Linked DNA regions of Mus musculus: region 2 is linked to region 1. A link is a loop called in an ENCODE intact Hi-C map of the cell type or tissue named here. Cell type or tissue: left cerebral cortex. All regions are shown on one strand. Links, peaks and the distances in the headings refer to the core of each region. The heading gives the core; the rest is flanking DNA.

Region 1 (11,616 bases), core at 1,177-9,176:
CTCTGGGTGCACTTTAACTCTCTCTTTTGCAATGGGTGGCCTCTCCACCGATATCACATGGAGTGTCAGCCTCCCCCTCTGATCCACCAAAGGACAAGCCAGTCACTGGCTCCTCTCTTCCCTCGGACAATCTTGAGAAAACCAGCTCTGCTGAGCCAACCTTTTCTACCCACTACGGTGTGAATGTGGACTCTGCTTCTCGCCCCTGGCGTGTAGCTGTCTTCAGACACCCCAGAAGAGAATGTCAGATCTCATTACGGATGGTGGTGAGTCACCATATGGTTGCTGGAGTTTGAACTCAGGACCTTTGGAAGAGCTGTCAGTGCTCTTAGCTGCTGAGCCCCCTCGCTCTAATCTTGTCATGGGACTTTTGCTTTTGATGGTGGATAACTGCATAAAGTATATTTGATTCTGAAAATGTAAGTTTAATGCAAAGCTTTATAAAGTTAAAAGACAAATGACTGTTTCCTTAGCTCTATTTTTGCTTGCTTAGCATTTGGAAGCCTCCTTTAAGAATCAGTGTGAAGCTGGACAGTGGAGGCGCACTCCTGTAATCCTAGCACTTGGGAGGGAGAGGCAGGCAGATCTCTGAGTTCAAAAACAGCCTGGTCTACACAGAGACCAGGACAGGCTGGTCTACACAGAGAAACCCTGCCTTGACAAACCGAATGAGCTGGATTGCCCCAGGGAGCCTCTTGTACTATGTATGGAACAGGAACACAGTTGATCTGCCTGACTCTGCCTCCTGATTGCTGTACTCACTAACTATTTAGAAAGCTTTGGGATAGCATCAAAACTGTGTATCTTACATAAGAACAAACAAACCAAGAACAGTATATAAAGTCGTATATATAGTTAAGTGAAGAACATCACTATTCATTGGAGCAGATGAAAATGTTAGCCTTGGCATTTTTGAGCATAGCCCTTGGGTAATTTCCCATCTGCTTCCTTTTTTAAAAACCAGTCCTGTCCAGCGTTTCTCATCTACCCAACAGTTTTATAACAAAAATAACGATAACAACGCCAAAAACATCCTTGAAAACAAACCAACAATCGTAACTAGGAGGGAAAACGGCAGCCTTTCTAGGATGGCACGCTAGTTGGAGGAAAAGGGGAGAGGGTGGGCAGGTCCCCTGCGGGCAGAAGCTTTGGGCACGTATTATTCCATGGCTGGCCCGCCTCTGCATGGTGGTTTCCAAATGCCTCTAAACCCGTGAGCTGCAGTACCGGGGAACTGAGATGAGCTCTTCGGAACTTAAGTCATTTGACAATTTACTGCTGTGGTTTATCTTGGTTGGTTATAATGTCTGAAGCAAATGTGAAAAGCAACATTAGGATGCAGGAATATTATCACACAGCTCTGGGATTTCTTCACTTTGCATGGATGCCCGGGGAGCTGCCAGGTCCAATTAAGAGTCTACAATTCGTGATGTGCTTACTCTGTGTGCTCGCACTGGGCGATAGAAGGAGCCTCTTCTTCATCTTACCGTTTTCTACAGGGCTTAAGGGGCTCCATGGCCTCGAAGGCCTCATGGACTGCACAGTAATTAATAGTTGGAAGAACATGGGAAGGAGAGTTGGGAGGCCTCAGAGCTTACAGAGCTCCTTCTACGTGACACTGCCTATATCCTTCTCCTTCTCCATACCTGAATCCTCATTCTTAGGAGAAGAAATTGGACTTGGGGCCCTACTACCTCAGACATTCCCTGAGTAGACTGTTTCTGTATTCATGGTGGGAAGCATTCCTGTTTAATCACCTCGAGCATTTTTCTTTTCTTTTCTTTTCTTTTCTTTTCTTTTCTTTTCTTTTCCTTTCTTTTCTTTTTTCTTTTGGTTTTTCAAGACAGGGTTTCTCTGTATAGCCCTGGCTGTCCTGGAACTCACTCTGTAGACCAGGCTGGCCTTGAACTCAGAAATCTGCCTGCCTCTGCCTCCCAAGTGCTGGGATTAAAGGTGTGCGCCACCACTGCCTGGCCTGAGCACTTTTCATTAATGTGTTATATCGTTTGCCACCTACATCTGCATCACAATAAAAGATCAAGTTGAGTAGAAGTCATCTGTGCTTAAATTTGTCCATCCTCTGAGTCTAGAGTGATGCCTGGCATGTAGTGTATACTCAATGAATGCCTACTGAGCACGCCTGTGACTGTGTCTCATGAATTGATGCCGGATGTGTAGGAAAGCAGAGTGACTGCAACATGGAGTGCTCCCACTGACTGCAAAACGCAGTGCTCCCACTGGCTGCAATGCTGAGTGCTCCCACTGGCTGCAACACTGAGTGTTCCTACTGGGCTGCAATGTTGAGTGCGCCCACTGGCTGCAATGCTGAGTGCTCCTACTGGCTGCAACACGGAGTGCTCCCACTGGCTGCCTGTCTGTTTCCACTACTGTGTCCTAGGCCCTATAGTCCGTTTGCCCTAGGACCCTTCCCCTTTTAAATCATCTCACCTTTTTTGGTTTGTCTATAATTCTACTAAACTGTAAACTTGACAAAAATTACTTAAGGGTGAGTTGTAACCTTTAAGAACAAAGAGAATAGGAGATCATGTAGGTGGACATGTACAGGAGAGGCCAACCTGTTTTCATTATGCTTTACTTTCTGAATGACAGACAGTAGACATAACAGAACCATATGACTTAGTAGAACAGAGAGAGGAGATAAGGTGCCTGCCAATCAGTTAGCTTTGCATAGCCCCCTGACAGGCTTAGGAAGTAGAAGCACCAGGCAGCATATACTGTGTCTATGTATATGTGTGCACATGCATATATGTGGATATGTGTATACGTGGAGGTAAGGCAGGTGGATGGGTTAAAAGTCTGTAGAGACCCTTAAACCTGCCCTCTATCTTGTCCATCCTGCTCTGGAAAGTTGAAATTCAATGCAGGTCTACATACAGAAGTAGGAAAGTGGCCACCACTGTGTTCCTCCAGCCCCCAGAGCACTGGCAGCCAAACAGAAACATTTGGATAGATCTGACAATAGAAACATTTGGATAGATTTGACCATTGTTTACTGAAGAAGCCAGAGGACTTAGAGACACTTGAATACTGACATTGAGAGTCTCTCCACCAAAGCACATCACGATGACACCTGACAGACAACAGTCCTGCTCCTTGTACCAACATCTGGTGTACCTCATGCATGCACACGTATCCTCAGCTTCAGAGAAGCCTAACAGAGGCTAAAACAGGTAGATACATATGAGCAGGACACACTACAGTGTGGTTCTTGACCCGATGTTTCAAGAGGCTGATAGGAAGAATTAAAACCCCATCCTGGAGCATGGCACTAGGAAATATTTTACAAAAGGCCACCCTGAAGCCCTCTGAGGGCAGAGGAGGAGGAGTCAGGTGAGACACAACAGTAACAGTCCTTGGCAACAGCAGATTTCAAAAGCTACAGTGAAACAAAGAGAATGGCAAACTCCTCCAAAATTCCAAGGAGGAATCCTGCTCCTGACCAGAATAGAGCTTTCTACAGGCATCTTCAAAGCGGCAGTCTCACATGTCCTATGTCCTTCAGCCACAAGTGTTCAATAAAAACATTTTTTGTTTGTTTTTTGACACGGGGTTTCTTTCTGTGTATCCCTGGCTGCCCCCGAACTCACTCTGTAGACCAGGCTGGCCTCAAACTCAGAAATCCACCTGCCTCTGCCTCCCTAGTGCTGGAATTAAAGGCATGTGACACCACTCCCTGATTTATTCTCTATCTTTAAAAAATGTATTATTTTTCTATGCACCCACTGTCTGTTCTTTATCTCTGCCCCTCCCCAGGCTTCAGAGAACAGAGAGTTGATGTTGAATTTAGTAGAGTGTTAAGGGTAGTGGCAGCTACTCTTCATTTCTTTCCCACTTCTTTGCCTCTGGAGAGCCCACACAAGTTATCAACAGAGATATGCCCAGGAGGGCTAAGCAGGTCTTTACCCATGGAGGCGACAATCCCACCAAGAGAGAGGCCATCCCAGTAAGTCTTGAGTTTGACCAAGGCTGTCTACACCATGACTCTAATTGTGCCCATGGGAGGCAATTTCCTGCATCATCAGAAAGAGAACTCCAGCTGACCTTCGGAGGAGGCAGCAGACATGGCTGGGGGAAACATGAGATTAAAGAGAAGGACAAAAGCTGTGAGTTTCTCTGAATGCCTCCAGGCAGCCCTGCAAAAGGTCTGCTGTCATAGGACACTAGAGAGCTGAACATCGGAGGAAAGCAGGCCAAAGACCGGAAGTGATTGTTTTCACGGTGCAGACTACGATCAAGCCTCAGATGTTCAGCTGTGGCTCACAAGATGACCCTTTCTGATCACCCCATCTCCCCTCCTGCTCCATTCTGCATGTACAGTCACACACCCTCTAGATACCCTTGGCTACTGCTCCCTAGTCTCTGTGCCTATAAAGTGCAGCTCCACCTTCCCCTCCTGTCCTTACTATTTGGACCGACTTGGCAGGCACTGTTGGCCACTAGAGAGCAGCAACGGCTAGGAGTTAGAAAAGGAAACCACCAACTTGCTTAGCAGATGGCAGGCTCTCAAGAGAGTCCTCCTGCCCAGCTGAAGTACACTTCTAGTTCAGGCAGAAACCACAAGGAAGCCATTGTGCATCACAGCTGGTGGGTACCAGGTGTTTACTGTTTCTTGGGAAGGAATTCCTCATTAGGAAATGAGCAACCAGAGACCAGAGCAAGTTGTGGGGTCTGATTGTAACCTTAGCAAGTGTGATCCAGGATTCCTGGTTCTTGCCTGTATGCCCGTCCAAAACACTGTGCACCAAGGTGGTGGTTGTTGTTGTTGCTGCTGCTGCTTTTGTTCCTCTTCCTCCCCCCCTCCTCCCCCTCCTCCTCCTCTTCTTCTCCTCCTTTTTCTCCTATTCCTTCTCCTCCTCCTTCTCCCATTTTCCTCTTCCTCTTCTTCCTTCTCTTCCTCCTCCTCTTCTTCTTCCTTCTTCCTGCATGTCCCCTTATGGCTTATCCTGGGTTAACCACCTGCCCACCCAGATCTCAAAATACATTTGGACAAACTAGTTGAGATAGTTATAACCGATCTGGCAGTGCTGTAAATGACTAAAACTCTTTCTTCCGTCTGTTGGCCAGCCCCATGCTAACCTTAGTCCTCACTGTCAACCAAAGCCTTTCTGCAGGCACTTCTTTCTGGGCTACTGTGTCTACTCGTCTCAGACCATCCGGCCACGTACGTGCGGCCCCTAGGCCTGGACTTCTGGATCTCCCCATACGCCCAACTTGTTTGGCTTTTGCCTCTCCAAATATGTTCTCTACTGGGTTTCTGGATGATGCCTGGGCTATGTCCTGGTCATTTCTTCCCCTGGACTTAATGATGGTCAATATTCCAACTGAGATAGTTCTCTATTCCTCTTTGCTCCTGGAGCTCATGGTTCCTATATCATATGTCTTACATTCTTTGTTGGACATCCTGAACTACTTCTGGAACTTCCTCAGACTGTAACTTTTAAAGACATTTTAGGTGATTTGTGCATGTATGCATACTATAAAATTATTTTCTGGCTTAGCTATTGAAGTATTTTTACGGTAGATTTTTGTTTTTGTTTTGTTTAAGACAGGGTCTCTCTCTATAGCCCTAGACTTTGGCTGTCCTGAAACTCACTATGTAGACCAAACCTCGAACTCACAGAGATCCACTTGTTTCTGCTTCCCAAGAGCTGGGATTAAAGGTGTGCACCATTATGTCGAGTTTTATAGTAGATTATTAACTTTATCAATTTCCCCTCTTCTATGGTACTGTTTTAACAATGGAGTATCTTATAGTTCCATGGTTTATTATCATTAAAAAGAACTGTAGCTGTGTGTGTGTGTGTATGCATGCCTGTGTGTGCATACATGTCTTTATGCACATCATTTACTAAGAGCTAAGCGGTTCTTACTGTTTCCTTACAATTTTTGTCACTTTGAGCTTTTCTTGCCATAAAATAAGTCAGCGTTTCTATCCCACATGCGATGTATCTGTCAGTTGTGATGGCTATGGGAATTGGTCAGGCTAAGAACCTTCAAGACAACATGGTGATTGAGAATCTGGGTTGGAGCTCAGCAGCTCTGGATCTGACTCAAGTTCTATTACAGATTGGCTGTATCATCTGCGAAATGTTAGAGGTGTGGACATGGTTTCTCTCCAGGATTCAGTCCCACACTGAATATGCCACACTTGAATATGAAGGCCAAATTAATAGGGGGATGTTTGTTAAAGGAGGGAGCAGCTGGAGGTACCTGAATGGCAAGGCTGGTTGAGCCTCTGAGGCTGCATGTGATGTCCCCTCCAGGCCAGCCTGTACCTGGTCCTGCTAAATAGCCCAGTGGTGTTGAGCAGTCAGGGCTGAGAACATAGGATTTTGCCTCCTTTCCTTCTGACAACCATGGCTGGCAGTGACCATGATGGTGATGGTGGTGAGGTATTACAGAAGAAAAGTAAGATGTAGCTCCCAGCAGAACACTCAAGCTAGACTTAAGACTTAGCAACTATGGCAATGGGAAAAGTCAAGAGTATATACACCCTTCAAGAACCAGGGATGGGGATTTTATTCACTTTTAAATATGAGCCAATTATATCAAACAGGGATTGAGAACAGACAGGTCATTTCAGGGAGGGAAGAGAAATTTTGATTTAAACATATTTAAAATTTTATTATTCATTTCTTCCTGTGCTGCTTCCTCTGGATTTTGGAGTACAGTGGCTAGAGTGGACCAGCTTGGCTTGAAACATGTTCTGGACGGAAAGAGAAGTCAGGGATGGAGGATTTGGTGATGGAAATCCCAGGCTCTGGGAACCCCAGGCTGCAGCTGAGAGTTCCCTGCGGTAGTTCTCAGGAGGAGAACAGATTCTCTTATATCTTTGGGGAAAACCAGAACCTGTGGGAATGGCGGGAGGGAGAGTTTGGAACTGCACCTTTGGGGATGCTCTGGGCCTCCTTTCAGCATCTGGGAGGCAGAGGAAACTTAGTCAGGAATGGCCAGGGGCGACAGCTTTGGAATATCTCCTATCTCATCAGTGAGGAAAGGAGTGTCCAGATGGAGCCCAGAACTGGCAAATAAGAGAGAGCACGTCTACCGTGGGTGCCACTGTGGTAGAGCCTTGCAGAGAGGCTGGGCTTCAGGTTTTCAAAGGGGGCTCCCTCAGGGTGAGAGGAGGGGCATGTGGCACTAGGCCTTGGTTGGACCCCAGACCTGTCTTAATGGCACAGATGAGCAGGGACTAATGACACAGATGTGATAAAGATGGAGCCATCTCTGAAGCAGGTGCAGCTCTGCCTTCTCTCTCAGCCTCTGGAGGGAACTCAAGCCAGGGCACGCTGCTCTTTTTGGCAAAGGGTGGGAGACAGAGGTTCTCATCCATTGGGCCTTTACAACATTGTAGCATCTGTGTGGAGACCTGACACTTGTGCATAGCTATGGATCATAGCTACACGAAGATTTGTTTTTTCTTTTTAACATCAGTCATGAAGTAGAAACAAGGAAAGGTGTTCTACACAGTAGAGCAGGGGACAAGTACGGTAAGAAAATCAGGGCTCATTCCCTCAGCACAAAATGTCTGCCAAGGCCATAGAATTTCCCAGGGCCTAACACTGACCTCAGGCTGTCAAGCAAAGGAGAGAGAACACAAGGAACGCCAGGATCTACAGTCTTACCCTTTTGTAGGACTACTGGGCAATGCAGAACAAACAGATTTTAGGTTATGGAGGTGTGTGTAGGAGCCTTCGCAGATTAGAGCAAGGCCATAGAGAAAACACTCAGACTCCTAACCCCATGTGTGATGCTTTCTTCCACCTGCCTCTGTGATCCTAACTTTTGCCCTGAAAACTTGCCATCTACAGACCCAGGCACACAATGGCCAATCCCTGGACTCTCAGGTGTCCAGTGGCCCTTTCTGCCTGGAGCATCCTTCTCCCCAGTGCCAACCTTCAAAGCTGTCTTGCTCCTTTAATAAAGGCTAGAGTTCAGTTTCCTTACTACTAGTCTATCTCACGTATTTGTTGAACAGACCGGTATGGGAAGCTTGCTATGTTCCAGGCTCTCCTATAGGACACAGGAACTCAGCACCAAAGGTAACCACTTCTGTCCACCTGGAGTTTGCATTGAGTAGAAACACTCAGAAAACATGATACACAGGTGAAGTCGACAAATGTTAGTGACAAGTGCTGAAGGGAAGACAGTACAAGCTGTTTGTGTCTGAATGCATGTGTGCGGACCATGCTAGCATGTGATGTGGGGGTGCAGAACTCCTTATAACCCAGGGCTGCAGAACTGCCTCTGTTCTATGCACTTTCATGTATGTCAGGAACCTTTATGATACTAATATGAGCTCGGTCCCTGTTACAGTTCGTATATAGGATGTCTCCATGGGCTCATATTTGAGTACTTGGTCTCCAGCTGGTTTTGGGGGTTGTAGAACCTTTGGGACTTGGGGTTTTTGGAACAAGGTAGGAGTAGGTCACTAAGGGTGAGCATTTAAGGACTGCATCCACCTCCAGTCTAGCTCTGTATCTCCTGGCCCAGTCACTATGGGAGGAGCTCTGTCATACTCTCTTGCCACCACTACACTTTCCCTACCATGATAGTTCATACTCTCTGACACTGTGGGTCAAAATAAACTATTTGTCATTTAATTTGTTTCTGTCAAATATTTTGTCATGGCAACGAGAGACATTGTGACTGTCGATCCTGGATGGCAGCACTTAACATCAGCTTAGGTGACTGTAGTATAGTATTTAGTACATTATGCCATCATTAAGTTTATATTATGTTATTTGTCTCATTGTGATATCTATCAGAGGTTTCAGTACCTAGACAATCTTTTTTTCTTTTTCTTTTTTTTTGGGGGGGGGTATAGGATCTTACTCCATAGTCCTAGATGGCCTGGAACTTGCTATGTAGCCTAGGCTACCTCTAACTCACAGAGGTCTGTCTGCCCCGCCTCTGTGCTGGGATTAAAGGTGTGTGCCACCATTTTTAGCATGAGCTTAGGTACCCAGCCACAGTATTTAAGGGCAGGGTTCACGTAAGCTTCTGCCACTGCCACTTGTTTTCTGTGTATTTGGGTCACTCTGTAACTTGAACTGGGATCCCTTGAGACTGTGTCTTCAAACCTGCATCTGCTCACTCAGTGTTTCCTCAACTGAAAGAAAACCCAGTGCCAGAACTCAGAACTGCGTGTGCCCAGGCTGTGGCTCTCCTTTGGCTTTCTATCCCTTAGCCCATTCTTGCATTCCACTCTTCTGTCTGTGACAGACATATTCTCCTGAGATGGTGCTGTCAAAAATTAATTTCCCTTCTACAGATTACTTCTGAATGAGAATTATCTTTAATCAAATAACTTTAAAAGAGTTTATCTGTTATAGAAATTCATTTGCAGAGAAAAAAATGTTCTCTCTCCTTCTCCCTCGCCGATATTACTCCCCTTCCCTCTCCTTCCCCCCTCTCTTGATAGACTCTATGTAGCTTGAACTCACTATGTAGTCCAGGCTAGCCTTGAACTCAGGGTTTTCCTGCCTCAGTCTTCCAAGTGCTAAGACCAGAGGCAGGAGCCATCACAACCAGTTTGACAGCTGGTAGAGGTTGCCTTCTCCTCCCCTCTAGTTGCGCTTAGCAACTGTTTCTGGTGAGAAGAGGGTGGCTGTGCTGACATGGGACTTCTGAGGCTGAGAGACAGGGACCTGTAGCTCCCTTGCATTACTTGCAGCCCGCTGGTGTGTCTCGAGGACACACTGACAACTCTACAGAATCCACGAGACAAGGAACAGCCTAGTGACAAGAGCCCAGCAAATGAGCAGTGACCCTCAAGCCTCTAGGGAGAGAGACCTGCTGCTCTATTCACCCCACCCTCAAGAGGAATCTCACATAAGAGCTGCTGGCCAAGTGTTCCACAGAAAGTTCCAAATAAATGCTTCTTGCTTCAGGTCTTTCCATTTTGAGGGAATGTGCCTGCTGCTGCTGCTGAGGAAGCTAACTATCTGCTTTTCTTCTCAAATAGAGGGGACCTGGGTCAGGAGACTAAGGACTGCCAGCTGAAACGCCATTGCTCTCTGACACACTAGAGGAACAGTGTGCCTGGGACAGCCATGTAGAAAGCAACAAGAATGACAACTCTACCCCTACCCTGTCTCTGTGCCGCTTCTGTACATTCTGACGGGGGGGGGGGGTCAACAGCTGAGCTGCAAATGCAAGTTTTGGCTGGGAGGTAATGTTCAACTTAGTAAGAGCTGCCAAAGCACACAGAGGAGAGGAACAGAGACGGTAATATCCCTTTCATGGGTATGGTACTTTGTAGCTGTGGTGGTCTGAAAGTTAAGTGACTGCCACAGTCTAAGGGCATTTAAATACTTGGTCCCCAATTGGTGGCGCTCTTTGGGTAGGTCTAAGAAGAGTGATCTTGTGGAAGAAGTATGTTACTGGTGGGGATGGGGGAGCTTTAAAATTCCAAAAGCCTTGTGTTATTTCCAATTTGCCATCTGTCTCTTGCTTTCATTTCAGATGTGAAGTCTAAATTCTCAGCTTCCTGCTCCAGCCACCACCATGTCTGCCACTTGCCACCATGTTATTCCTGTCATTATGGAATGTATCCCCCCTGGAACCATAAGCCCAAAGAAACTCTTCTGCAAGCTGCTTTGATCATGTCGTCTTAGCACAGTGATAGACGCATAACGAATACAGTAATCAACAAAATGCTTCCGTATCTACAATTTCAGTTTACTCTCATGATACTCCACTTTCCAGTTCGGAGGCTGAGGCTCAAAGAGCTTGGATGATCTATTCAAAGTCATACAGACAGTAAGTTCCAGGGTTGAAGACTGAGCAACAGAGTCTCTGCTGCTAGATTCTATTTTCTATTACTTTCAGATGCCTTCCTGATGATCTGCTTACTGGACTTTACACATTAGAGTAGGTGGGCTAAGGGCTTTCTGTGACATGGCTGCAATTTCCTGTATGAAAAGACTTCCTGGTACAGCTGACTATGGTGCAGGCTTCAGGCAGCAACATTTATTGCCGGAGTCTAGTCCCTTTGTGCTCACAAGTGATTGGACCAGGGTGAATGACAAATGATATGGCCTCTCCTCTGTGTGCTTTGGTAGCTCTTGCTAAGTTGGACATCACCTCCCAGCCGAAGCTTGCATTTGCAGTACAGCTATTGACACAGTTAACTCAACTAGTTCTCATCTGTCAGGACCTTGAGGTAGGAAATAGCAAGCAAATGGTGCATTTACCCGAGGGGGAAAAAAAGGTTGCTCTGGGAAGGAGAGAGGCCAGTGGGGCCACAGTGTGCTGGCGCTAAGGTAGTTTGTTAGGAGACCCCAGAGACTGAGCAAAAGGTCAGGGTAGGGTGCAAAGCCTGCATGTGAGATGGACAGGTGGCAGCGAGACAAGATGGAGTGTTGGTGGAGGCTTCATGCCATGCCTTGTGGATTCTTGGTAGGGCTGCCCGGGGAGAGGAAGGTAAACTGGGGCTAGCAAGCAAGGCCCCTCTAACCATCTTGATCTAGGACCACTCAATAGATACAGGCTTCTCAGGTCTTTAAGTTCTACGGCCACAAGTTCCCAGTGCCCATGATGTCTGCCATGCTTGCATGGACTCCTGGTAAGATCTAACCCTAACATGAGCTG
Region 2 (11,616 bases), core at 1,734-9,733, 58 kb after region 1:
CATCCTTCAGCTCTCCTTTCCCTTCTTCACAGCAAGTTAGAAGTTCCTGGGGAAAAAAGTCCAGACACGATTAGGGACCTCGCCCAAGTTCCCCAACCCTCCTTGCTCTAGGCCATGGAGTAAATTATACACCAGCCTCACTGTCTCACTGTCTGGAACAGTTCCCTCAGAGAGAGCTATAAAAAGGTAAGATGGGGATTATTAATTATTGCCCAAACCCTCAAAAGACCAGATGAGTTTTATCAGGTCCAAATGAAGCCAATCCAACCCCGTTTCCAAAGGCTAGAATTTTAAGCCTAGAGTACTCTGTCCCAGTACTGCCTTCCTGGAGAGGGGATGAATCCGGTGAAGCACGCTGCAGAGATGCAGGGTGGTGGGACCAAAAAGGAAAGCGTGAAGAACAGAGGGTGTGTAGCGCTGCCTTTGTGGGTCTCTGCACGCCATGGCTGACGTTACTGTCATGTACAGCCTTTACTATTATGACTGACTCCCATCCTGCTGGAAGCAATCTGAGGCTATTATAGATTTACAGCAGGTCCCAGTTTAAAAGGATAGCAAGGGTCAGGTATGCCTGACCTGGGACCGATGAATGAGATTTTGCATGAGGACTTTGGTAACCTCATAGGAGACTGAGGTAGAGAGAAACGGAGGCCAAACAGGGCCTGAGATGCAGCTTGGAATGCACAGCTGGGGTGTCGCCACCCTAGCCTATCCACATCCCTTTCACCCCTCCCCTCCTAGGACAGGGCTTGCCTTACTTCCTGGGCATCGTGTCTTCTGGCTCTCACCTTTCCACTGCAGTCTCACTCATCAAAATCCCAATGACAGATACACAGTGTCTGCTTGGTGGAGGATATTATCTTTTCAACCATCTTACTAGTTGCAAGACCATTTGGGATGGCTTTTACCCCAAACAAGATGCGTTAGGAAAGAAAATGAGTTCAAACCTTGTAAGCTTAACTATGATGTCTCCTGGCACATAAATTACAGGTACTTGCCTGCAGGAGAGTAATGTTCTGTGGGATGTTCTGAAACAGGATGTAACTGGCTGGCTAACACTTCCTGTAGTGATCAGACCTGGCTTTAACGGCATAGCTCTCTGGAAAGTGACACAAGAGCTAGTGAGGTAGGTCTCTAAGTAAAAAGCAACTATGCTTCTGCAGGTGAAGTGGCTGAAAGGCACACCATCACTGGGAGATCCTGGGTGGAGCACATTCGGATGGTGCAGGAGAGGGGCGGAACCTCACCCACGGTTCTGGACACCTCCCTGGGTCACCACTGTCTTGGGATTATCTGTTCCACCAAGATTATAAGTAAAGCTCTCTCCTTGGGAAAATAGGTGATTAGTGAGACTCTGAAACAAAAATCCTGGTTCTAGGTTTTCCTGAGTTATCTTGGAGACGTTTTCCTATGATCAAAGGAGGCTGGGGTACTCACACAGAGCACACTTTGGGGAAAGTTGGAGTCTTGGTTCAGTCCTTTCCAGTTGACATAATGTCATCATTGTACTGAAAGTTATGCTTCTCCTACCTGAAGTTCTCTAGTGTCCCCACCCTTTCCTACAGGTAACCCTCCCTCCCTACTTTGTTCTCAGACATCAACAAAGGGATGCCTCGGGTAAAGCACAGAGGAGAGATGAAAAATAGCCTCAGTTTGCAACAGAAAACACCAATTAGTTCAATCCCCTAAGCAATTTAACAAGTCTACCAGTCTACCCAAAGAACCAATAAATTCTCCAGGGCCCTTTCGATAGCTCCTGATAAGGAGGTGCCTGCACATTTAATTTCAGCTGCGAAAAGGACAGCGGCAGCAGATTTACGGAGGATCAAACACTCCAAATGACATGGTTTCACTTTCCTGTAACAGCTAAGTGATGAGCCCCAGAGGATACTGACAATTAAAGATCAATTTATTTGGAATTAAACTGACTTCAAAGAGAAAATAAATGCCATGTTATTTATAGTAAAGCTCACTATTTTTACCCACCAGGCACCCTGCCACCAGCACATCTTAAAGAGGCTAAAATTACCTTTTTACAATAATTTTACAACTTCCCTGCAATAAAATCACTGCTACCTTATTTGTTTGCCTCTCAATTCCCTGGACAAATACCTCTCTCCCAAAACACTTAATTCTGGAGCGGCAGTCCAGAGCCCAACTAATTCCAACTCTATTCCCTTCCAAACCCCTCTCACATAACTCACATAACTAGGGAACTTCAGCATTACCAGGCTAAAAGGGAGAGGAGAATGGCTGTGTTTCTCTGAGAACAACATCTTAATAGATTCCAGATGGGCAATGTGGCTGGGAGCATCATTATCTATTTTCTTTCAAAACTCACAACCCTATCCATTCCTGCAAAGGCTTTGTAATAGTTAAAGCAAAAGCCACACAAATCTACTTTAAAACCAAAGTTTAAGAGTGATTTTATTTTATGTGCAGGGGTGCACATAAACCTCCATGTCTGTCTGTGCACCATTTGCATGCTTGGCACCCATGGAGGCTGTGGGATTGTTTCAGACAATTCCGAGTTGCCATGTAGGTACTGGGGATGGACTCAGGGCTTCTGGAAGAAACAGCCAGAGCTTTTTAACTGCTGAGGCATCTCTCCAGGTTCACACAAAAATCAATTTTGAAAAAGGCTATCAGCACAAGAAAGCTACCTTCTAAGGGTCAAGCACTAAGCAGGACAGGGAAGGAGAACGCTGTTCATGGAGTTCCAGGCTACAGTCTACGAGCTGAGACTCAAACACTGAGAAGGTTCTACAGCTCCTGTGGTTTAAATATCAGAATCACACTGAGGTTTTAGGAAAGAGACTCCTTGCCCTGAGACCTTACGGGAATTTCTGGTCTTTACATTAACACTTTAAAAGGTAAAGAAGCAAAAGGGGGGCTGAAGAGATGGCTCAGTGCTTAAGAGCACTGATTGCTCTTCCGAAGGTCCTGAGTTCAATTCCCAGCAACCACATGGTGGCTCACAACCATCTGTAATGAGATCTGACAACCTTTTCTGGTGTGTTTGAAGACAGCTACAGTGTACTTACATATAATAAATAAATAAATAAATAAATAAATAAATAAATAAATAAATAAGCAAGCAAAAGCGTTTCTGCTCCCAAGAGCCAACATGTCGTCCACACGATCTATCCCCACACAGATGATTCCCACGCCCAGCGGAAGCCCAGCATACGATGCCATTCTGTCTCTAAGCCATTCTGCTGGGCCAGACAGTCCGTGTGCCTGTGCTCTCTTCTGAAGGATGGGGAAGGAGGCTGGAGGGAAGGCTGGTTGCAGGCTCTGCCCTCACACAGAAAACAGAAAAGAAGCACTGGCCTGCTGCCCTAAGGAAGCCTTAAGTCTCCCACGAAGAACCGTGGTCACTGTGTGCCCTCTCCAGAGACCTGGGTAGCAGGGACCATGAGGGGAACATGTGAGGAGAACCTTGGGTCTGAAAGATGGAATGGCTTTCACTTTGGGGAAGCTGGAGTCTGCAAGATTCTGCTGCTGTCTCTAAACATAAATGGAACTGAATTTTCCTCTGCAATTACACCACTTTCTACAAGTCCACTAACTAGCCTTTTGTCCTTTTTATCAGATGAACAACCGACGATATATTCAAAAGACAGAAAACCTCTACCCCCTACACTGGCTTCCTATAGAAATGATATTATTTTTAGAATATAGGCATATCCTTATATAAGAAAGAGAAAACCCAACTGACTTAGTGTTTTGTATAATCTGATTACTGAACTCTTTCAAAACTAGAGTTTGAAAATCCACTGTCTTGGTTAACTTCAGAAGTACTCACAGGTCTCTACAATTCAAGATGTCATTGAGTTTAATACATTTTTTTGGTGTGTGGCTATTTTCTGTCAATAACCCTGTGATTTTCACAGCTACAGTAGTCAAGGAGATGGAAGATACCAATGGGTGTATAGATCACGGTATCCTCAAGACCTCCATCCTGGACCCAGCAAGTGAGAAGCCCATAGGAGGAGGGATTTGCTCAGGAGGGATGGACAGAGCTGCCCAGTGCCCGAGGTGATAATCTCTAAGAGTTTGCAATGGTAGCTGGAGGTGAACAATAGTGACAACTTATTCCCACATCCTTTTCTTTTTATCTCTGTCCCTGAACAAACATGTAGAATTCTGTGGGATAGGACACATGATCTTGGGCCAGCAATGGTGGGGTGGGCTCATCTGAGGCTCTGCTGTAGAGAAAAGGGTTCAGATGAGGGTTGCCCACTGTTAGAAGTCCTCTGGTCAGGAGAGAGGGTTGGGTGGGAGGGGAGGTACCTTCAGGAGCAGCTGGTACTTGGTAACCCTCTGGACAGGCTTAATTAGGTAGGAGGAGATGGAGTTGGCCAGGCCATGCCGCTGCTGGATCTCCTACAGGATGAAAACAGACATAATGAGACAGAGAACAGGGTGTGTGTGTGTGTGTGTGTGTGTGTGTGTGTGTGCACATGTGCTCTAAAAGGAGGAAGAGAAGATAAGGAGAAAGAAAAAATAGACAAAGGTAGACATTCATAAGAAAATGTTCTTTAGTAGGAGGTGGAAAGAGAGAGGCAGGGGGAGAAGAGGGGCAGAAGAGGGGGGGAAGGAGAGGGGTGGGGGGAGACAGAAAGAGAGAGGGGGAGGGGGAGAGAGAAGAAGAAGGAGGAGGAGGAGGAGGAGGAGGAGGAGGAGGAGGAGAAACGAGAGAGACCAAGAGAGACAGACATGCAGACTCTGAGAGAAGTTGAGAACTGGCCGCAAAAAGGGAGAAGGTTTTAGGAAAGAAGTGGGTTCATGAGACAGATGAAGAAACTGGACAGCACTGGGGAGATCACAGGATAAAGGCGAGAGAGTCAGTAACAGACTGATGGGGAGCAGAGGTGAGAAGGAGCAGGGTGAGAGGGGAGAGAGGTGGGAGAGTAGGAACTAAGTCAAGAGGTTGGGAAACAGGCAGTACAGGGGCCAGGGAGAGCGGGGAGACTCAGAAGGAGTCTTGTCTGTCATCACCCTCCCATAAACAAGGCTCTTCCTAGCACGCCCAGCTGGGATTTGGCACAACCCAGCCTAGATCACTATTCTGTCTCTTCCACATTTCTCACTACAGTCACCTCTCGAGTCCCTCAGGGCTTCTGAGTTGGAAACCAGAGTCATTCTTAGCAATACCCCCACTGTTATACATGGTGAGCATCCCCACAGATCACACCCCAGTCAACAGGATGGCTTTTAGGTGATGTTGGTGCCTCTGGTCTCACCTATTAATCACCCTTGTGCCCAACCTCAAACTGAGCACCTTCCGAGTCTTGGTGTAGAGAGGACAGGAAAGGGCATAGATTAGTCCTGTACCCAAGAGCTGAGACTGTGTAACACATAGAGGCTAGAGAACTGCAAAGGACACAGAGTCTGTCACAGCCAATAAAAAGATAGCATTGGGAAGGGAGGTTAGCGAGATAAAGCCTGGACCAACACAATTATCACTGTTAGGAGATGAGGACTATGCCTCAGCACAGAGGAAGGGAGTAAAAGAAAGTAGGTTCAGGAGTCGGAAAGGAACCAAAGCAGGAGCGGAGAAGCAGAGCTGGGTCGGCTACTGATGGAGCAGGGTTGGGGGAAACAAAAGGGGTTTGAAGGCAAGGTTTTCAGTGCAGAATAGTGTAGATCTGAAAGAGAGCAGATACGCACTGACCACTTCAGAGGAGCTAACAGTGCCTGACCGCAGCAGAGCAGAAAGAGACTGGAAACAGACAAACTAGGAGGTTCTAACAAGAGCCCGGGCACAGAGATAAAAAGGCATCATATGATTGAGCAATGCCATCCCCAAGATGAAACCAAGAAAAATGAAAAGTCATGTCTGTGCAGGGATGACCCAAATACCTATCAGCTGATCAATGGAGCCTGTGGCAAAAAGATATATATATATATATATATCCCATTTATATGAAGCTATAGATATGGAAAATGGGCTAGTGATTACTAGTGCTTTTGTGGGGTGGGGGGAGGGGTCTGTTAATAACTAAAATGCGTATAATTATTTTTTCTGGGGAGTATATGTGTGTATGTACATGTTCACTTGTGTGTACATGCACATATGTGTATGTGAAGATCAGAGGTCCATTCTAGGATCACAGATGACTTTACTCTTAAGCTGTAGTATAGTATTTTATATCCAACGTATGGTAATTGAGAGAGTAGTAAAATAAAAAAGATATTTAAAAATTGAGAGACTTCCAGCAGAAGACATTGGTGATAGTTATGTTTCTCCTAGGAAGGGTAGATTTTTAGAGTATCCCAAACTGACCGGTGGATCAAGAACACTGAATAGCACAGTTCAGCATTAGAAAGGAAAACACATAGTGTCCTGTTTCTTGCAGGTGACATATTCCATAACCATTTAACACATTTAGGAAATGCTGGGTCAATCTGCTATCTTGACTGTAAGATGCCAACGCCTTGAAGTGACCAAGTGGACACAGCACATCCCTTTCCCAAGCTTCCCTACAAGAGCTGCACTGCTGGAGAGAGCGACAGACTTTGCGTGGCTGTGGGCACACCTGGCTGTACACTGCCCTCTGGGGTTTGAATCAGAGTCTGCATGGCTTGGGAATGCTTCCTGGGTGATGCTAACAGATCATCTGGGGCAACTGCTCTAGACTGACAAGCTGACAACTGCCAGGTGACAAGGCTTGTGTCACCTGTGTAGGACTGAACTCACCAGGAAGGTCTAAAAACTGGCACATTTCTTGGCTTATCCTGGATATTCCAGCTCAGCACTCAGAAGATACTCACTACAATCTCAGTGTCATGGCTGCGGGTGAGTGGAATATGAGCTATTTGCTTTTAAGACTCGGAGCTCATGAAGGTGATAGGTTAAGTTAGGATGATCTATTATTCCTCCATCTCCTTTACCAGAAACTGATTAGAAATAGGGGGCCTGGCAGTGATGGTGCATGCCTTTAATCCCAGCACTTGGGAGGCAGAGGCAGGTGGATTTCTGAGTTCGAGGCCAACCTGATCTAAAGAGTGAGTTCCAGGACAGCCAGGGCTACACAGAAAAACCCTGCCTCGAAAAACCAAAATCCAAAAACAAACAAACAACCCCCCCCCAAAAAAGAAACAAAAGAGAGAGAGAGAGAGAGAGAGAGAGAGAGAGAGAGAGAGAGAAAGAAAGAAAGAAAGAAAGAAAGAAAGAAAGAAAGAAAGAAAGAAAGAAAGAGGGACACAGAGAACATAGGACTATTGGAAATATAATACAGTACTAGGCACGGAGACCTGTACAAACAGGAATCAAGAGTACATTACCAGGTTTCAAGGTTCTTGGATGGAACATGTGTGTGCAGGAAGGTATGTTTATTGGTGAATTGCCACACATTCTATGACAGAGACACAAAGCTCAGGGCATGCCCACGGTGTGGGGTTTGTGCAGGAGGCAGCGTTTGACTTTGTGAAGAACAGGAATGACATGTATGTATATATATATTCAGGTGTTTATGTGTGGATAGGTGTCTCTGTGTGGACAATCTTAGGCAAAGGAAATGCTGGACAAGCATAAACACAGAGGCATCGAAAGCATGTTGAGGGCACAGAAATTGTGTTATTAAGATGCTGAGTGAAAGAAGGAAGGGCGCAATCCATTTACAACTTCAAAAAGACCCTTCTGGGTAACTCTGATGACTAACCAACCAGAGACATCTTAAGGAAATGCACCGTCAATCAAGGGAAGCATTAGTACAGAGAATCCAACATAATATCCAGCAAATCCTGGTATCAGCTGAGAGAAGTTCCTTTCTTAGACTTTTATTTTACCCCAGCAATTCCAATTTCAGACACCTGAGGCCGTTTACAAATGAATTCTATTTTAAAAAGCCATATATGTTTGCTTCTTACCTAGCTTCTCCCACTCAAACTACCCCTTCATTGAGCAACAAGATCCCCATGGAATCAGTCTGCTCTGGTGGTGTCTGCCTAGAATGATGCTCCGGAGGTTTATTTTGTAATGTGGAGTGCAAGACCCCGGTTTCAACGCCTTTGTTTTCTCCTAGGGGCTTAGCCTGCTGCCTTACATGCAATAGACGATGCCCCAGGAGCAATGAATTCAGCGAGGCTGTCACACATTGCTAAAGGGGCTTCTGCCACTTCTGACAGGACTAGCAGAGGCCATCAGTGTTAGTCTGTTGCTCTCTGACTTTCATTTTTCCTTATTTTTAACTTTCTGTCTCACACATCCCTTGTGCCCTTCAGTGCCTTTTGATCTGTTTGCTTTCTGACCAATAGGCCATACCAACACTAAATGGATCTGTCCCATTGACCTCCCACCCATGACTGTTCTCATTCAGCACCCAAGGTCCTGAGACAGCAGAGGATCCCAGCCTTCCCATCTCTTGATGTTCACGACAACGGTGCTCAGCTCTGGCTGTACAACATCTGCCCCCCTCAGTACTAGCCACATATCATAGCATTGGGCCAACTCATCGCATCTCAGAGGACCCAGGACTCAGGATTTATCAAAGATGGCTGGTAAATTCCAGTGTGAAGCCACAGTGCAAATGAACATCATCAATGAAGTGGATGGCAGATTGGGCTGGGTATCAAAGACACCAGTGGACTCCTTACAACTCAGGCTGCCAGGCTGTGTCCAGAAAAGAGTCTGTCAGTCAATCTGGAGTGGGGAATTTGCACTTCAGAAAGAAGCTCAGGCCTGGCTCAGGGACCACACCACCTTTGGACTGCTATGATTGAGAAAATAAAACTCCCCGGCAACATCATTACACCTGTAAGCCCAAGGTTTACGTCTAGCTAGGTTTGGTATTGAAACATAGACTAAAAGTCGCCTCATCCAAATTATGCTTGAGATGGGATGGGGCAAAACTGAAGACAAATTCTCTTTTCTTTTAGTTTTTCAAAATATTTTATCCATGAGATAAAGGTTTAGTGTGACCAGGAAAGAAGAACAAGGAAGAAAGGGCAGACACTCATCGTAAAGAAGAGGAGCGTCCCTCCCCTCCCTCCCCTCCCCTCCCTCCCTGTCCCTGGACTGTTGACAATGGAAGACCATAGCTTACATCAAAGAAGGTGCCCGCATGCTCCAGGATCAGCTGGTTGGAATCAGGCTTGTTTTTACAGTAGGTGACATACATCTGAAATTTGTCTGCCTGAAAAAGAACAGACACCAAAAGATTGGTTCCTCCCTGTCTTAGTTGGGCTTTCTACTCTTGTGATTAAAGGCCATGACATGGGGGAAAAGGGTTTGTCTCATCTTACAGCTTGTGGTCCATCATCCATGGAAGTCAGGGCAGGAACTCACGGCAGGAGGCTGGAGGCAGGAACTGACCCAGAAGCCATGAAGAAAAGCAGTTTACTAGCTTGCTCCTCATGGCTGGCTTAGCCTACTTTCTTACAGCACCCAGGACCATCAGCTCAGGTGTGGCACCGGCCACATCGAGGTTAGCCCTCTCACATCAATCATCAGTCAAGAAGACACCCACGGGCTTGTCCACAGACCAATCTGCTGGGAGCATTTTTTCAATTGAGGTTCCCTCTTCCCAAATGACTCTAGCTTGTGCTAAGTTGACACACAGCTAGTTACATTCCCCTTCCTTACAATGCCTAAAACGCCCAGCATGGGTTGTACAGCAACTGAATCCCTTATGGAAAGTGCCATGTGTTCCCTCAGACCACAGTCTGTTAAAATGCTGGAATGCTTTTTCTCTTATTGGAGTGTAGAAAAAGCCTGTGAACAGAAGTTCAATTTAATACCAGGCCGTGCTGGGAAGGAGAAAGAATGGAAACACGTTTTGAAGTTGTGTAGGACATACTTATTGATTACCCTCACTTGAAACCATCAAAAATCATGTTCTTTTTCTTGGAAAAGAACAAAGGCCATCCACGCTCCTTCAAGGCAAATACAGAGTAAAAAAATAAGTGCTCAGAGGGAGGTCTGCTCATATTCCAAATGCCTTCACTAGAGGGATCGTGGAAGCCACTTACGCCAACAGCCCCTCTCCCACTGTCAGAGTCTGGACAGTGATTCCTACAGAGGTTGTCACCTCAAGCTCCTGACCTCATGATCTCACCTCTTCACAGAGAAAATGAATTCTGAAAACTAAGTGTTTTTTTTTTTCCATTGGTGGACCACTGTGTTTTGAATACCTGGGATATCCTCCCCTGAGAGGGTGATGTTCATATGTACCAGACATCACTGGTATCATTAAAGGTTTTCTGAAACAAATTTTAGGACTTTAAACTATGTAGGAGTTAGTAATTATCACTAAGAGATGATAAACTATAGTTATTTTTTTATTTCAAAGGGAACCCCAAAACTGCTTGAAGTAACACAAAATAATCCTTTTCCTTGATGGTCGTCTTGTTTGTCTCTACATTGTCTGTGTAGGAGATTGTACATTATTTTTATCAGCATCTATGAGCCTTTGTGAGGAATGAAATTTCGCTTAGAGACAAACTCAAAGAATTCACGAAAAGAAGGCCTGTTTGGGAATCAGGTCCCGAGTCGTAGGGCTGGCTGGGATGTTCGTCATATTGCAGTGGGTATTCTGCCGCTTCTCTAAGATAGACTCAGGTTTGAAATCTAAAACACACCTGCAGTCTTGTCTGCTCCCAAGCATAAGCTCTCTTGACTGTGAAGAAATTCTGAGAAGCCATTCTGGGCACAGATTACCACTAAGTAATTACTGCAGAGCAGAATTCCTGGCCTAGGGAGGATTTGGCTGCACTTGGTGTGGTAAGTGGACTTCCAGAGTTCTCTGAGTTGATATCTGTGAGCCTGAGCTCAGGGTGGCATGCACTGGGCAGCTACTGAAGCTTAATGTTCCAGCCCAGATGATTAGGACCTGGTCCATCTGGCCCACCGACTCCACCCATGGTGACGGCAGTGAGAGTAAGGGCAGCTGCACACTCATCCTATAAGTCAGACCTGGGATGGACAGCACAGGATTCTGTTCTTCTGTATTAGGAAAAGCAGTGTAACCTATAATTAGACAGATGGTGTTCTAGCTTCTAAACCTACGTCCTGAAAAAGCAACTGGCGGACTGGGCTGCTCCAAGGGTGCTGGTCTTGCCCTACTCTCCTGATCTCATCATCTAAGAAACTTCCCAGAGAGGTAGAGGTGGATCTTGAGTGATGTCATGGGCTTTCCCAGGGACAGCTCTGTGCTCCAGAGATGCAGTACCTTTCATAGATCTACTCGTGATACCTCTGCAGCACCTGGACCCAAGAGTAATGGCCATCCTCAGGCCAGGCATGGGGCAGCGGTACCTCTGGAAACATCAACAGTAGGGGAGGAATTTAGATTGGTTACCCAGGTAACAAAGCAGTGTCCCACATCCTCAGGCAGCTGCTCGTACTTCTCCAGCTCTTTGAGGAAGATGCTGTGAAGGGAGAGAAAGGCTGTGTCAGACACCTTGGTCTAGAGGACCCCATTTACAGGATTGTACTAGGGTGGACATAACAATTGTGGCCCAGTTACATGTGGATTCTGTGCTCTATAAGTGAGGTGAGGAGCTAGCTTTTATGCTGGAACTTGTTCAATTAAAATGTACAGTAATTGACTAACCAGTGCTACTTAAAATAGCCCCTCCCCATTCCCTCCTGAGGTTTACGAATTTGAG

Evidence for each region. Hi-C counts contacts between places; a loop is a spot of excess contacts. Peaks named below come from ENCODE experiments on the same cell type or tissue, not always from the same donor. Only the 100,000 strongest peaks of a DNase experiment are listed, where the experiment ranks them.
Region 2: a loop joins it to region 1, with 2.9 times the contacts of the local background. A loop is called at or near these places in 14 of 42 quality-filtered maps.

The regions. Positions count from the first base shown.
Region 1 is chr16:34,121,277-34,132,892 of GRCm38, forward strand. The region is part of intron 33 of Kalrn (kalirin, RhoGEF kinase); the gene reads right to left. Gm41448 (a long non-coding RNA gene) reads left to right here. Exons shown (of 3, transcript XR_876038.3): 2 at 10,489-10,785. Among named protein-coding and RNA genes, the nearest start is that of Gm41448, 7.0 kb to the left of the region's middle. In left cerebral cortex, for the core only: a CTCF peak has its summit at 4,461 (motif pointing right); DNase peaks (open chromatin) are centred at 1,223, 1,368 and 4,487; H3K27ac peaks cover 2,316 bases.
Region 2 is chr16:34,178,362-34,189,977 of GRCm38, forward strand. It overlaps Kalrn (kalirin, RhoGEF kinase), which reads right to left. Exons shown (of 60, transcript NM_177357.3): 26 at 11,307-11,376; 27 at 9,054-9,143; 28 at 4,297-4,389; 29 at 1-46. Among named protein-coding and RNA genes, the nearest start is that of Gm41448, 64 kb to the left of the region's middle. In left cerebral cortex, for the core only: a CTCF peak has its summit at 6,558; DNase peaks (open chromatin) are centred at 3,315, 4,362 and 6,575; H3K27ac peaks cover 1,158 bases.